Linked DNA regions of Homo sapiens: region 2 is linked to region 1. Evidence: chromatin loops called from intact Hi-C (ENCODE). Cell type or tissue: heart left ventricle. All regions are shown on one strand.

Region 1 (8,000 bases):
AGGTACCCTTTTGACTTCTTAAAACCAGGATGCCTTTTGGGGAAGGCATTTTGTATCATTTAAAATTGACATAATGAACATTAAGTATGATTGCAGTGAGGAGATGAGAAGAGTTTTCCTTTCTAATTCTGTAATTACTCTCTCTAGCCAAAACCCCTTTTGGTCTGTTTCCAGTCTTCCCAGATCAGTTGATGGGGAAATATAGGGATGGGGGAGGGAGTGGAAATACCGAGAAGGAGGGAAAGAGAGTGTGGATTATCGATAGCCAATAAATTCTATTCCACTTGTAATAGAAAAATATATAGCAATAAAAGAGATAACTCACTAATTGTTGATCGTGATTTTAAGTTTAAACCAGTTTTAAAAAATAATGTTTGATACATGGAAAGAAGACATATTGCAAACAATGGGATGACTGCCCCCCACCCATTTATAGTTATAGGTTTAAAAAATATTGAAATAGGGTTTATTATCTAGATATGTGACTATCTTTTATTAAATATATCTCAAAATTCCATATTTCCTCTGATTTTTGTCATCCATTTGAACACTGAAAACTATGGTCACTTTGATTCTGCTGTCTTTTCTTTGGTAACATACATTACATAAATTCTGTAGTAAACAATTAGTGTTCAGGAAAATTCTAAAGATGAATGTGTCTCCTAAAACTTTGATAATCTCTTTAAGGAAAAAAAAACCTAACAGTTATGAATTAAATTAGTCTAAAAATATAGCTTGAAGACAAATCAAACAATTTACCTGATCTTTTGTTTCAATATACATTAATTAAGCACTCTTTCCAACCTACACAACATTCCAGGGTCATAGTCAGATATTCAAGTCTAATAGTTCAGCAGCCTTTGTTGTCATTCGTGTCAAGCTATTGCCCCCTGCAGGTTAGGCTGAAAGTGCAGGCAGAATTTGGCCAAGTCCTCAGGAAATTGATGGTACACAAGTTACTCAGTCTCTCCCAATATTTAACTAGAGTCAACTTTTTAAGTTTGCTTTCATTATGGTTTAAACTATTTATTTACAGATAGGTAGTACATTAAGAAAAATGCTCTTTAAAGATGTGACTTCAGTTTTTCTTCTGAGAATTTAGCTGCATTGAGTAAACCATCCACTTTGTTGTGATACAAGGAGCATTTTGACACATTTAGTATAGTTTTCTTCATCTTCCCTTATCCTTATTCCATAAGATCCAGCAAAATTAAAAAAAAAACATATGTAACAGGATTGGAATTATGAATTCTCATAATAAATATATAGCCCTGGGCAATTTGATATCAGTATGCTTTTGGTAGACTCAATGAAGTGTGTGCAAATCAAACCATTTCAGATTCTCCCTGCTCCTGATATGATGAGGTCAATTACACCATTTATCTTGATTATAAAATTAAACATTATTTCAACCTCCATATTCCTGCTATACTATCATCCTTTCCCACAATCAACTTTTCCAAATAGGGCACCTTGCCAAGATGAAATAAATTTATAATTGACAGAATAGAAATTAAATTACATCAACTCTTTCACAATATTAGAAAGTGGAGCAAGTTTATAGAAACGACTTCAGAAGGTTTATGGAAAGATTCTTTTATTCTTTGGAAGTCAACGATGTGGCTATTCACACTGAGTTGTAAAGAAACCAGCAATGGTATTTCCCTATTACATAAATATTCATCTCATTGAGCAGTGGGATATCATTATGTGAAATATAATCAATTCTAACACCAAATTAGCAATCAATAAGAATCTTACCTAGTCAAATTATAGTATTATTTCAACATTGTATGAAAGTAGCTAGAAACATGAACCGCACTTTGTTTTTTTAAAGCTATTATGAAATGCTCAATAAAGACTTAAAGTTTACTGGCAAAACTTGGGTCTTTTTTGGAGGATTTTTTGTTACCCTAACTACTGATATGTTTTCTGGATCCTCCAGAATGGACATATGGGATAGGAACTGAGGATAACTGTGTCATATTTTAAACAATATTAAAAACACAACAAGCCAACACAAACTAAAAATAACCTGAATACTTATCTCTGTTTTATTACATTTTCAAAGCTTGTTAAATTTCAAGAGGACACTACATCTATACATTAAGAGCTTTGCATCTACAGTTCATTAACACTCCTGCTCCAAGTAAAGAGGGGATTTGGACTAGGTTGTGAGACTATTAATTGCACAAATATGTTGTAGTCAGAGCAGTGACTGGTTGCCTGCAGCAGCCATTTCTAGTTGTCTTTGAGTATGCGTCTTTTTTTTAAAAAAGTCATCTCCTCTTCAAAGTCATATCTCACATATATATGATTATACTTGATTGTGTGTACTGAAGCACATTGCTATTGAGTCAGAAATTTTCAAGTATCTTGATTCAAATGACTGTCAAATACCTAAGAACAGAGTTGCTTTTAATTAGCATGCAGAAAAGAGAGATGATATTTGACCTGTGAGTCTTAATCAAGGGGAATATTTTTAAGTTCTCCCATAAACGATGTAGCAGATTGCTTGCAAGTGCCTTGAAAAACATAGTCCTACTTCTCCTCCTACTATCATTACTATTGTTCTAACAATTTCTAAAGGATCAGAACAGAGTTCTAGAAACCCTGTAATGCTGTTATTGCCCGGAATCCTGGGTTATTAAACATTCTTATCCGCAGAAGCAAAGGACCATCCAATCCTATTCATATGCATCCTATGACTCAACTCAGTTTCCACTTGGCGGGCTGTGTGTGTGTGTGTGTGTGTGTGTGTGTGTGTGTGAGAGAGAGAGAGAGAGAGAGAGACAGTGAGAGAGAGAGAGAGTGAGAGAGAGAGAGAGAGTTCATCCTGAAAGCGCTTATGTTTCCAGAGGTTTTCAAATGCAAATGGAGTGGGAGTGGTGGTGGCCGTGATGGAGCGTACTGTGTGGGTGTAGGGGGATTTGGGGAGAGGGTGTCGTGGGCAGTAAGTTTAAACAAATTCAAGGCCATTACTACCACTGCAGACCAAAATAACTTAGGTCTGAGAGACCCCCTTAGAAAGATACAATGCCTTCCTCATCTAAAGGGAGCTAATACCAGAGTGATCTCGGCGCTCGCGCAGTTTTGAGAGAGGGTCCCGAAAACCGCCGGAGGCCAGGTGTCGCGGACGGGCCCCGGGCTAAACTCTCGTCTGGCGAAGTGAAGAGCGCAAAGTCTCCAGGCCCAGCGCGCCTTCGCGGGGCAGGCCGGACACCCTAGCCCCGGGCCGGGCTCGCTCTTCTCTGAAGCCCTGGAGCGGGCAAGGGGCACCATTCTGGCCACAGGAACTCTAGTTTCAGCAGCCGCAGCCCGCCAGCGCTGGCTCGGACCGGGGCCTCCTCTGGGAGAGTAGGAGAGCGAAAAAATCAACCACCACCTTGGATTTCAGATCGAGGAAAGGAAGCCAAAGCAAAGGTGTGGTTACACAGGACATCCATAGACAAATCGTTGCCTCTCTAAGTGGGCCTGAGCTTTGCGGCTCCAGAAGCGCGAGGCGCGGTTGGTGCGGACGCGGGGGCGTGGGAGTCATCGCTCTCCCCGCAGCCCTGGCCGAGCTCTCTGCTGTCCTCCCGAGTTTGGGCCAGAGACCACGGCTCACTCCCTAACGCCCTCGCAAGGACGGCTGCCCGTCGGGCCAAGGGCGCCCCGGGCTGGAGGCCGGAGCAAGACGGCCCCGCGGGACTCGGGAGCCTTGGTAAGGCGGAGGCTCAGACCCCGTTCACGAAAACGCCTGGCTCCTCCAGGATTTGTCAGGTCTTAAGCAGCTCCGAGAAGGCTCCGCTGGCTCTTGGGGAACCCCGCTGTGCGGCTCACCCCCGTTTGTCTCTCTCAAGCTCTCGCCCTCCTCCCCTGGTCCTCCCTTCTCCAGATCCCCTGCCCTGCCCGAGGTCCGGGCCGCGCGGGCTGAGCCCAATACGCCCGGAGAAGAGCGCCGGAGCCCCCTGCTGGCCGGACGCGGCAGGCGCGGCGGCCCGCTCGGTCCCCTCCGCCCCGCGGGCTCTGCCCAGCCCGGACCCGCCTCCACCCTCCAGTGCCCTGGCGCTGGGGGCGTGCTAAAAGCAACAGAAAACAAAACAAAAACAAACAAAGCGCCAAACCCCACTCTCACCTCTTCTACTGGTCAAAGGTAAGTGTGAGTTCAGCCTCTCCCTCGTGCGTCTCTGACCCTTCTCTGGTTCTCTGGGCTGAGGTCTGAAGGAGCCAAAAGGGGCCCCCCTGAAAAAGAAATTATGGCCGCTTTTTAGAATATGTTTTCCAAGCATCAAAATCTCTCTCTCTCTCTCTCTCACACACACACATATATATACACACACACACGCACACACTTCAAACCCACACTTGCCAGTCTGGAAGAGCACTACCGATGTGCATGTTTCTGGAAGCATTTCCTTAGCTATTGGAGGAAATGTTTACTAATATTTCAGGTTGTAGACACCAATAATTATTCTGTGAATTGGGGAGAGGGAGGGTAAAGGAAGACAGATTCCTCTTAATTTAACCCTTCCTCCCGTATCTGAGTGTGAATCCTACTTTCAGTCCCAAGTCCTAGCATGGGCCGAAAAGTTTTCATTCTTATACTGAGGAGGAGAGAGAGAGAGTTATCCATTTCTGCGAGGTTTCCTGTGTTCCCACCCCTCACTATGGAACTGGGGAAGTGATTGTTTTGTTTATCTAGACAATTCATGACTTAGTTTTGTATGGCGTTTTGAAACTAGTTTAACCTTGAAATAGGCTATATGCTTTGAGTGGTACAGTGAAATAGGCTGTGTGCTTCTCTGTTCTCAGGAAAAGGTTGTTAGAAATCACAATGTTTCTTTCTATTCAGGCAGCCTTGAGTTAGAGATGGGCATAGTATGCTATGATTATTGTGACTTTTAGTAAAGTCTGTTGCCTCTGGATGTTTACTGTCTTTGGAGAATGATAGTTTTTTAAGAAAAAAATTCAAAAGCTTAGGCAAAAAATAAGTATAGATAGGTCTAGTAAGTGATCAGTACTATTAATATTTGCTTCTACTTTCTTCACACACTCTTCTGGGGAAAGAAGCCAAAGGACTTTTTTTTTACTGTCCCCGGAATTAGTTTGTTCTATCTAGGCAGGATCCACGAGACAATCTTTTAAAATGGCGTCTGTTTTCTTATTTGGTATTTTCAGGTGGATGGCAGAATCTTTGAACTGCTAATAAGTAAGGGGATGGGGCTGAAATGAAGAGGGATCTGGTATCTTTCCTCTGTGTTCATCAATCCAGGAGATCTGAACAGGTCGTAAAGAGTTGCAGCTCCTCCTGAGGATAAAATCGCAATTATAACAATAAAAACTAACATGTGTTGAGTGCTTATTCGTTGCCAGGTGCTGTGTTGCAACCTTTATCGTCATTTTCTCATTTAATTTCCACTGCAATCCTGTGGATTAGGTACTACGATAGTTTCTCATTTTACAGAGAAGGAAAGTAAGGATTGGGAAGATTTATTTACTTGACCAAGGTTATAACAGTTGGTAAGCAGAAGAGCAAGGATCTGAAAGCAGGCAGTAAAAGAGATATCTTGAGAACTCAGGTTTATTGTATTGGATTCAGACTGGTAGTAACTAAGCTAATATTTCAGGTCTCAGTCTTGTTTTTCATAAAGAAAAGAAGAAAATATTTTCTTTTCCTGAAATGAAAGCATTTGATCAAAGGGAGATATTTGCTTTTTAAAATGTTTGTTATGAACTCCCTACCCCCATTTCGCAGATGAGAAAACTGAGAGAATGAATCCATTTAGCTACCATAGCAAAGTGCATAGCCAGGCCTTAAAACCAGAGTTGCAGATCCAGGTTCTATATCCATTCCAGTTAACCATACTGCTGAAACACAAAAAGATCCTTGGTTTTTCTGAAAATGCTAAGCAGTAGATCATTAACAGCCCGAATCCCATATTTCTCAGTGAGGAAGCTTTCTTTCACCTTAATTGTGAATACCTTTTTATACTGAAAGGATGCAAATGTGGAAATAGGGCTATTCTCAGTGGTGAATTAAATGACAAAAATGGCAAAAGACTAAAATAACTACATCAGCTTTGCTTGAAAAGCAGTTAAAGCAGTTAAAAAGATATCTGAAAGGCTCGTCTCAGTACCAATTTAGTCTTCTCCACCCCCCAAGACCCATCCTACCCTACTCCAGGAAAGCCATTCCACATTACATTTATTTCTGCTAGCTTTTGTTCACAAAGGAGTTTAACACTAACAAGATTTTGGTGCTTTTCATCTCCATTCATATATTTCTTCTTTGCAACGGTGAATGGTTACAGTAAAAATGTCAAAACAAACCTCTGGAATGAACACTTTAACAGAAAAAAATATATACAATATTAATTGACCAAAGATTTTTGACTGGCATTCACATTTTAAGACACACTTATGATGTACTGAAGTAAATTGTGGAAATTGATTTACCCTTTATGTTAAAGGTAGTTCAGGTCCAGAATATGTTTCAAAAAACGATTTTAGGGTTCCTCCATTTTCAGTAAGGCTCAAAGTATCAGAGAAAACCAGATGAACTGCCTTAAGTCACTGATTGGGCTGCAGCCCATGTCTTAGCTTTCTGGGTCATTTGTGTGCAAATTATTTGGCCACATGGCCTCCTGTCATGCTGGGGATCTGCGATTTTTCCAAAGGTTTAATTTACTTAAATATGATTGTTATTGTCAAGTTGGGATTTTTTTTTCTTCTCACCTCTCATTAAAACCCTTAGTATCAATATCAGTTTTGAACTATTATGTTATATAATGAAGCTTGCTTGTCTGTGTGAATTTATACCATAAATGCGTTCACAGATTTTTAGACCCGAAGAAGGGCTTTTTGAAATGATCTAGTCTAACCCTGTTATTTTACTGATGAATAAGTTGATGTCCTGAGAGGTAATACAGAATTCTCAAGGTCACCCATCTAGTAAGAGGAAGAATGGGAACTGGAACCCAGATTTTCTGTATTCAAGCTCTAAGACCCATGCATTCTCACAGCATCACGTCCCTACTTCTTTCATTGTGAGAGATTCAGTCACTCATTCAACAACTAGTTATTGTCATGAACTTGGCAACTGTTCTAGGCATTAGGAATTCAACAGAGGGAAAAATAAAACAATCCTGAAAAAAGGCCTTCATTTGTTGAAACATATTCTGGTGGTGGAGTGGGACAGAATCAAATGGCAGTCTTAACAGTGGCTATAAAGACATTTTATAAAGACATTTTTCTTAAAAATTACCTTTAATAGGTTATAAAATTCAAAGCAGACAAAAATATGCTGATATTCTTCTGCTTTTTCTGTTAAAGAAATTTGAGGAACTTATAATGAAACCAAGTAATGAATCACTAAATAATGAAATCGCCAAATAATGAAATCACCAACTGGAAATTAGAAGTAAATGGTCATAGCAAACCCTAACCAGGTAAGTAGAGCCCTCTCAGATGATCCATCCATGGACCAAGGAAGACTGTTTCCCAGAGTCTTCACAGGGTCTTTCTGTGAATTGGGGATTAAATGCCTTTGAGAAAACATAGACTTGTACAGGAGCTGGGATAAAGATATAAAAAAGAGATCGAAGAGGAAATTATTTAACAAGATGTTTGACATATTTTCAAATGTATATTAGACTGTCCTAGCAGATGAACCAAAGAGCAAGAGAGCACTATCTTGAGTTTAAGGCAGAAGCTTCAAGGCTTACTATAATTGGTTTTTGTGATTAACTCAACTTTTCCCTTTTAGAATATGATATACGGTAGTCTTCCCTCATCAATGGAATAATTGGTGAGGGAAAGGTATAAATAATTCAATTCTGTAAAATCTTGGGTTTTGTGATTGTGAGATGCATTAAAAACGGTGTTTTTTAAGAAAATAGAACTGGTTATTACAAAGAGAACATACACTGGGCATTGAAATGAAAAATTATCAAATGAATAGGATGTAGTAACTTCCTTAAAACTGCCACTTTCCTCACAAGAATTTTTGCCTATCAAGG
Region 2 (8,000 bases), 920 kb before region 1:
TTAAATGAATTGAATTAACATTTATGCCATTTTACCAAGTTTGGGGAGGAAGAGGAGGAAACGTGTCAACAAAGGCTTCCTTAAAGAGGGTGACCATTTGGTTAAATCTTAAAATATCAGTAGATTTTCACTATTTGAATGTTCTATTTTGACACGACTTTCTGAAGTTGGTGGTGGCCCAGTTAGCAGAGAATTTTTACTACATACTTTTAAAGGTTCAGCGCAGCTCTGCAGGGCCACGTGAGATGTTGCTTCTTATTAGTAGCCCTCGGCATAATGATGAAGTAAGTTAACGTTGCCTTTGACACTTAACCTCCTCTCAGTGAAACCAAGGTATGGATTTGAAAGTACCTCAGTGTTGGGAGTTTAAATAGAAAAAGATCTGATAAAATAATTTACGCAAAGGTGAACAGTACCTAGTGGGTTACTCTTTCCAGGTGGGGTCTTATATATATATATTTTTTTTATTTAAAAAGTGTTTTGGAGATAATTGATATTTTAAAAAATCAGCCTAAAAGACAGCTTAATCCACCATTTTTCTGAGTTTCCCTAAGCATTAAGTTTGGTCACCAAGAAGCAACGTTCTTAGATTTTATTAGCTTAGGTTCACTCGAGCATACTTCTTTTGAGTTGATTTAGCTAATCCTTAGCTTTCACTAAAAATTGATATGGTATAGGTATTTGAAAGACACTTTTGTATTTTTCACAAAACCCCGGCTATAGGCATTGTACAGTAAATTATTAAGTGTTCATTAAATATGGATCCATGTAACAAAATTTTCCCAATATTTACTGCCAGGAGCAAAGTGTTGTCTCTTAAGACAAACCTAGACATCCCCTTTTATCAGACCATGAGAGCTATAAAACTCATGAATTTCTTTAGTTTCTTGGCTACCAATAAGTTTACAGCAAAACATGATGTCCTGTTTTAATAATATAGCTTATCTTTTGTTTCCCATACAAGCACTTCTTGCTTTCTAAATAATTTCTGCTGTGTCTTAAATTTTAAAAATTTTATTACCTTTAATGTTTTAAATTGGTAAACTACTTTAAAAGACATGTAGGAACATGAGTGGAATAGTTGTTGCCTGTGTTCCTCATTTGACCCTTACTAAATATTAATTTTTAAAAAATAGTGTCTTTTTTCTTTCCAAGTAGATTTCAAGGTTTTATGGTAGAACAGGATTTCTTGTTTTCTATCCTCTATACTCACCCCACATGGGTACTCAATAGCTAAATTGATTGATTGATAGCTGTCTTTTAAAAGCAGATGTCTAGACAGGATTTTTAATGATGGACCTTGTTAAAAAATGATGGACTAATAGTGGAAATACTAGGCTGAGAGAGTGTTTCTGTTATTTTTCAAAATTCCTCTACAATGGACTATGGCCATTTTCTGCATGCAAGGAAGAACACAGCCAGGATCACCGTTCTTTAAATCAGAAAGGACTTTGATAGAGTCCAGTTCCCTCAGTTCAAATGAGGAAACCAAGGCCCGAGGAGTTACTATCATTCCCAGAAGTAGCGAGCTGAGTCAATATAACGTTAAGACTGAAATTTAGGCCTCCCTGTTGCCAGTCTGATGTTGTTTGATGCCAATCCATTTATTCACTTTCTGCTTCCACACAAGAATGACTTGCATAATTTTAAAGGTTGGAAATCCAGCATGATCCTAAATCAGAGTCTCCATTCATAAAACTCTAAGCTTTAAAAATGCTAGGAATCATTACACAAATAAAATCCTGAGCACTCATTGTGCTATGCTTTGTGCTAAACATGTTTCTTTTTTCCATATAGTCTTCGCAATCACCCTATGAGGTCAGTACTGTTATTATTCCTGTTTTAAAGACGAGAAAATGAGAGGCATGTCTCATGTTTAGCACTGGGATTCAGTGGCACTCTCCTACACTGTGTGGACTGCCTCGCGAATCCAGTCATGTATACACATGTGTGTGTTTTTCCTTTTGGACACGTAATGAGATTTTTTTTCCCATGCCAGACTGGGGTATCTTAGTATCTCTCTCATGGAATTCTCAATTCCTACCCACCTAGGTTTTTCCCTGGAAACTTCCTGCCATCAAAGCAGGAATGATATTTAGTGCTTCAGTATTAGAAGGTCACAAATTGTGCTGGAATCCAAGGGAGAATCACGTATTTGGATGAATCACGAACGAATAGTCTGAACTTCCCCAAAAACACTGTCAGTAAAAATAAGGTGCTGCCATTAAATGACACCTTTAAAGAAGGCAAGAACGCAAATTTATGACAAGAAGAAAGAACTTCTGAGCCAAAATCAGCTAGATCTTTTTTGTTTTTTTCAATGCCATCCTTGACACTGGTAAAGAGTAGTCAGCTAGGTATTTGTCGACTAGAAAGAATCGTTAAAATGGACAACTAAAACCATCATATTTACAAGTGACACAAATCAGAAATTGTTGGCTAACAAATCTCCTTATTCCATCACTGTGATATTTGCTAAAGCTGACCACCTATTAATTTTTCCAGTGGAGCCTAAGGATATAGCAAATGCCAAGTAAATAGTTCAATCTGAACCAGGTTTATTGTTCATCGGCTGGTGCTGTGGTACTGTGCCGTGCTTGTGTCTTTTGTTGCTGTGGAACAGCAGGCCTTCCGGGAATGCTAAGAATACAGTGTCTTCCCAGAGCTGATTACACCAGACACGGGCCTCAATGATGCATGGACCAGCTAACACAGTGCCACACAACCCCACAATGCTTTCAGCATATTCAGTCATCTGCCTCGGAGAGACTGAAAATATTACTATTGATTTGGCTTGGTGTTTAATGTGGTTGTTAAATTTTAAATCCCTGTACAATGACCAATACTTTGGGTAGTAATGTAATTCTTCCAGGTTTATCATCTCTCTTGAAACCTGACTATTTAGTACATTGTGTAGCATTAAATTTCAGACAGGGGAATAGGTTTTAATAACACAAACACTTAATAAAATAACTTTCCATGAGCTTTCTCATAATGGTATTAACAGGGAAAGACAATTTCTCTCATTGCGCTTCTCTGCAGACATTCTGTCGGCTCTGTATCTCCATCAGTTTTTTCATAATGTGCTCTTGGCACACTTACTTTAATATTGCTGGTTTGAGAGCACTGTCTTTTTTATCCTTGTCACTAAATGTGATATTTTGAGCACTCAAGATGCGCTGCAAGCAGGCCTAAAGTATTTATATTGAAACTACAATGGCAAAGCATGTAGGATGATCTACCTCTCTGAAATGAGCCTTTAGGAAACAACTTCATCTTGGGAACATCTCTGGCTACACAATTGTAAAAATGGGCTGATAATTAAAGTACCAGGGAACACTCCTTCCATATTCACTGTTTATAAGCAGAGTGGTCTTGGTGGGTGCACACCTTAACATAAAGGAAGTAATACTTACATCTTGCTTTTGTCACACCGAGGCTGATATCTCCACTAAGTACACATCCCTAATCCAAGACGTTAGCAAACATATCTCTTATCAGCAGTACGGCTTTCACAGGCTTTTTTCAGTGTCCACCAACCACTTTCCATTCTGGATAAAGGATGTTAGCTAGGTAAGAGGATAAGCACAGTTGTAATCTGGATATTCAAGCTGACCTAATGGTAGATGCTGGATGCACACTGAACCTGGCCTGGCGGAAACCTGTTTCTATATGAGAATGGCATGTGGAAACAGGGACAGATGGTGGGGTCAGTAATAAAGAACTTGTTTGTTGTTGCTGATTGGAGGCCATTTCTTCTGCCAGCATGACTCCACAGATTTATCCTGGCATTGGTGACCAAGGGGAGACAAACAATGTTGTTCAACAAGCATTCTGAAAGCTACCATATGGCCAGAAGGAAATCTCTGGAGAATACTAGGATGTGCTGTGTTGTGCTACACTGTGGTAGTATTGCTCTTAAGCAGTAGGGGGCATGGTGAGTTCATCCGGTTAGAAGTATAAATAGAAGTAACTGAAAACAGCAGGAAATATAATCCGGTGAGCTTGCGAGCTGGTGAGCAGTTGTGTTGTGGGCTGCTTTTAAGATTATTTGCTTAATAAACTGCATTAGTTTCATTCTTTTGCATTTTTCTCGCAAAAAATGTTCATAAAGGTTGGGTTCTAGGGTGACAAAGTGTTGGGAAATTTTGTTGATTTAAAAAACATAAATATGAACTAATAAGAGAGAAGAATTCATGTTAGTCTAGAAGCTTAGTTAATTGGGAGTCTCTAGAGGAGTCACTCAAGATAGTGTTTGCTAATTAAGGCAATGCATTTTCCAGGGATTTGGAGAAGGAAGAGCTCTCCTCTGGCTTTCTGTCTGCTTATGAGTTACTGTGCAGCACCAGTGACGAGCTTTCACTGATTCCAGTCACATGACTGACTTGGGTAGATGTATTCCACCCTCATAACAAAGGCTTGTGGGTAGTAAATATTACCTATCAAATAAAACACCAAGGTAATTCCAGTTAACTCTTTTCAGGAATTCTAAAATTTTGTCATTGAGTTTGGTCCTTTCGAAAAAGAAGTCTGCCAGAATTGGATATTTCTTTTTTAAGTTTTTGGATTAGTAAATCTTATCCAAAATGTAAATTAATTTCCTATAATAGCTCCAAATTAAGAATTCTACAATTCTGTTGATCCTATTCTGATCGATGCCAGATTCGGTTCATCGGTGATGAACAAGTCAGTCATGGTGCCTCAGATTCCTTCCATCTCATTTCTGATGCTGTAGCTGGATTTCTCTAATTATAATTGGATCACGCCAGTGGGATTTTTAGAAAACTGCAAAGTGTTTTTTGTTCTTCTGAGAAACAAGTTATAAAAATAAAAAAAAATTTATGTATTCTGAAAATGGCTTCACAAGATGAATCTTTTAAAGAAAAATCAAAACATTATGAAAAACCTAATAACACTCATAAGTTTAGATATGCAAAAGAAAATGAAACAGTATTAAACCCCAAGACTGGGTTCTATTCATGGATTTAAAAAATCTTGGACCTGTCTTTACAAAACTTGAGTTTAACCAACTGAAGTATCATTACATCCTTGGTTTTAAACGTCATTACCACACTACCAGATATTTCTAGACTGAAAAGATTTTTTATGTTTACGAACAACAGATTAAAGGCAAAGGCAGCATTATTGTAATAGGATGTCATAAGATGTTTCTCAGTCTTAGATGAGGCCCCAACTATGAAAGGAATGTTGGCAAATCTCCTTCTTTCTAAAGGTGGATCAGGCAGGACTTGGTGAGATGTGATTCAAATTTACTCTGTAGGTCTGGGATCTTTCCCTGTCACCCATAGCTCTAAGGAGAGGCAGAGAAGACACTGGAGAAAAGATTATGTATTGATAGCCCAGAAAAAGTGCTGTAATTTTCTCTGCTCTCTCCTGTAGAATGTTCTGTTTCCGCTACCTCAAGCCAAGTGACAGAAGACACTCTAAATACAATCAAGAGTGGGGTACTTGCCCAAAGAGGCAACTGACATTTTTTTTTTTTTTTACTCTGGGCTACCTATTTGCTACTTGGAAAAAATCTGCCTTTATGGGACACTTGCTGACTGTAGTGATACCAGTCTTAGCAACCTGAACATGGACATGCCCCTGGGTGCTTGGGTGGGTAGCTGTGGAGGGTTAAAGTAAGGAGGCTGGTGTCTGACTACTGCTGAGAAAGGCCTGTATGTCAGAGGTTGGTTGTGAGGGTTCCCTGATAGTAGGGCCAGTAGAGGTGTTTGCTTATGATGACAGAGACAGGAGTTTTTTTTGGGGACACTCTGGAAAGCTGCTGCAATATAACTACATTGAAAGCCCTGCCAAGGAGAGGTAATCCCAGTAGAAAGAGACTTCAGGGGTGAAATGCCGAAGCATAGGAAATCATAATGGGCAGAGCAGAAGGTATCACCAGGGAGACAGAATGGGAGGCTCTGAAGATCCCACAGAGGTATCCTTTAAGAAAAAGAGTTGGCACCTGCCCTGATTGCATCAATATCACAACCATGCCATAAGAGCACTACACAATCATCTTTTAGCCTCATATGCTTCATCCTTTCCCAGCACAATGGAGGAATCACAGGTGACATGGAGAAGTGGAGAAGAAGGATGGGAGAGGGAGGCAGAAGATAATCACAGACGACCTAAGCATCCGGCCTTTTCTCTACTGATGCTATAGGGCCTAGTGCAGGTTAAAGCAGAGATTGTTTAAATAAGAGGAGAGCCACAAGTTTCCTGGCTGGACTCTTTATTATCTGAGGGTGTTCTAATGTCTGGAAGTGATCAGAAAAACTCTGGGATTTTATCCATAGCCAAGAAGAGGAGCTTAGTGGGTTTTAAGAGAATAAAGATGTTTCTGGCTTGTTTTGAAAGTGCAGCTCATTTGGTACACTATAATACTGTTTTTTCCCAATAATCAAGTAATTAATTTTTGTGTGATGACATGAAGCCAAATGTAAGTGTGAGCTGAGTGGATCATACGTCTAATAGATCTGTAAACATGAGGAGGTAGGGAAAGTTCACTTCTGAGTACATATCACATCTGCAAACCTTGTCATAGTGATCCAAAATGGAATGGGAAGTACTGAAGATGTATAGTGATCTCGCTTCATGTAGGATTGTGCTTGCATTTTCTAACACAGTCCCTGGCATATAATGGAAGCTTAATAAGTGTATGCCAGACCGAACTGGGAAGCTGGGAAGACCAAGCGAGGCACGAGGTGCATAGAAGGTGACTAACAGGTTCTTGAATTAGAAGGGAACTAAGTTAGAGCATGAGCATGGCCACTATTCCTCTACTCTACCTTACTTACCTCCCTGACTTTGTCTCTTATTACTCCCCCTATCTACTCTACTCCAGACACCCTACTCTTGGCTGATCCTTAAGGCTTTTTTACTCGCTATTCCTTCTGCCTGGAAATCTCTTCTCACAGACATCCACGAGGCTTATTTCTCATTTCCTTCACATTTTGCTCATATGAGACTTTCTCTAAAAGGTCCATACTCACTGCTGTCTAACCTTTAAAATGCAACCTGTCTCCTGACTTCCATACTTTTGAGCTCCCTTGCCTTCTCCACCCTTCCTGTTTACATAGCCCTTATCACCGAATATACTATCATTTATTATCTTTACTGTTTGTTCATTTTTATCTCTTTTACTTAAATATAAGTTCTACAAGGGTAGGTTCCTTTTTTAAATGGATAAATCCCAAGTGTCTAGAACAGTGGCTGACACATGGTAGGAATTTCAGTCATCTTAGCTGAATGAATGGATGGCAATAGATGCCCAGAGGCCTCTGTGTCGTGTTAACTGGATTCCATTTGAGGCATTACAGAACCCTCCGGGGTCAGGGGAGGAGTTACTGACTCCTTTGCCAAGTAGCCGCAGTACATATCCACAGCCTCCTACCAAAATCAGCATTCTGGGTATTCTAGAACCACACACGAAAACTGCTTAGGAACTCTCAAATCAAGTAGCAGGTCAAAGAACTCCTTTGATTGACTCTTTGTTAGGCTGTTTGGAGTAGGATGTACTAATTAGATTTGGAAGCACTCAAGGTTTATACTTTGAGCTTTATCCCCATAGAATGCAGAGAGAATAGAAATGTAAACCCTAGTAAAAATTAAAATAAATTAACAGAATCAATCTAGATAGTTCTTCAAGTCAACTTGCACTCAAAGAGTATTGGGCCTTTTATGGTGCAAATAATCATATTGTACATTAGGGATAAGTAAATCTATCTTCAGTTAGACTTTGGCAAGCATTTCTGCTTTTAAATGTGAAAAGCCAACTTGAAAATTCTGACAAATATATTTTATAGAAAACTTCATGTAACATTAGAAAAGAAAAAGAAACTAGTTTCCTTCATATGGTTCTACTACACATATAGAATTATAAATACATGCGAATCTCTCTTTTTCTCAAGGACCAAAGAAGAGAAATGAAAAGAAAAACAAGAAAAAAGAAACAAAAGATTCCAGAGATGTTGTCAGTCTCTTTCAAACAG

Evidence for each region. Peaks named below come from ENCODE experiments on the same cell type or tissue, not always from the same donor. Only the 100,000 strongest peaks of a DNase experiment are listed, where the experiment ranks them.
Region 2: it touches region 1 in a loop (7-fold over the local background); 36 of 110 quality-filtered maps call a loop at or near these places.

Annotation. Positions count from the first base shown.
Region 1 is chr1:98,050,369-98,058,368 of GRCh38, forward strand. It overlaps LOC124900404 (a long non-coding RNA gene), which reads left to right and starts at 4,011. Exons shown (of 2, transcript XR_007066241.1): 1 at 4,011-4,135. RefSeq lists a silencer at 3,853-4,112. In heart left ventricle, CTCF peaks have their summits at 895 (motif pointing left), 3,955 (motif pointing left) and 4,157; DNase peaks (open chromatin) are centred at 3,263, 3,633 and 3,933; H3K4me3 peaks cover 1,302 bases; H3K27me3 peaks cover 4,990 bases.
Region 2 is chr1:97,134,532-97,142,531 of GRCh38, forward strand. All of the region lies in intron 20 of DPYD (dihydropyrimidine dehydrogenase), which reads right to left. The region is part of intron 1 of DPYD-AS1 (DPYD antisense RNA 1); the gene reads left to right. Among named protein-coding and RNA genes, the nearest start is that of DPYD-AS1, 43 kb to the left of the region's middle. RefSeq lists an enhancer at 3,739-3,868. In heart left ventricle, a CTCF peak has its summit at 3,921 (motif pointing right); no DNase peak of the experiment used is centred here; H3K4me3 peaks cover 533 bases.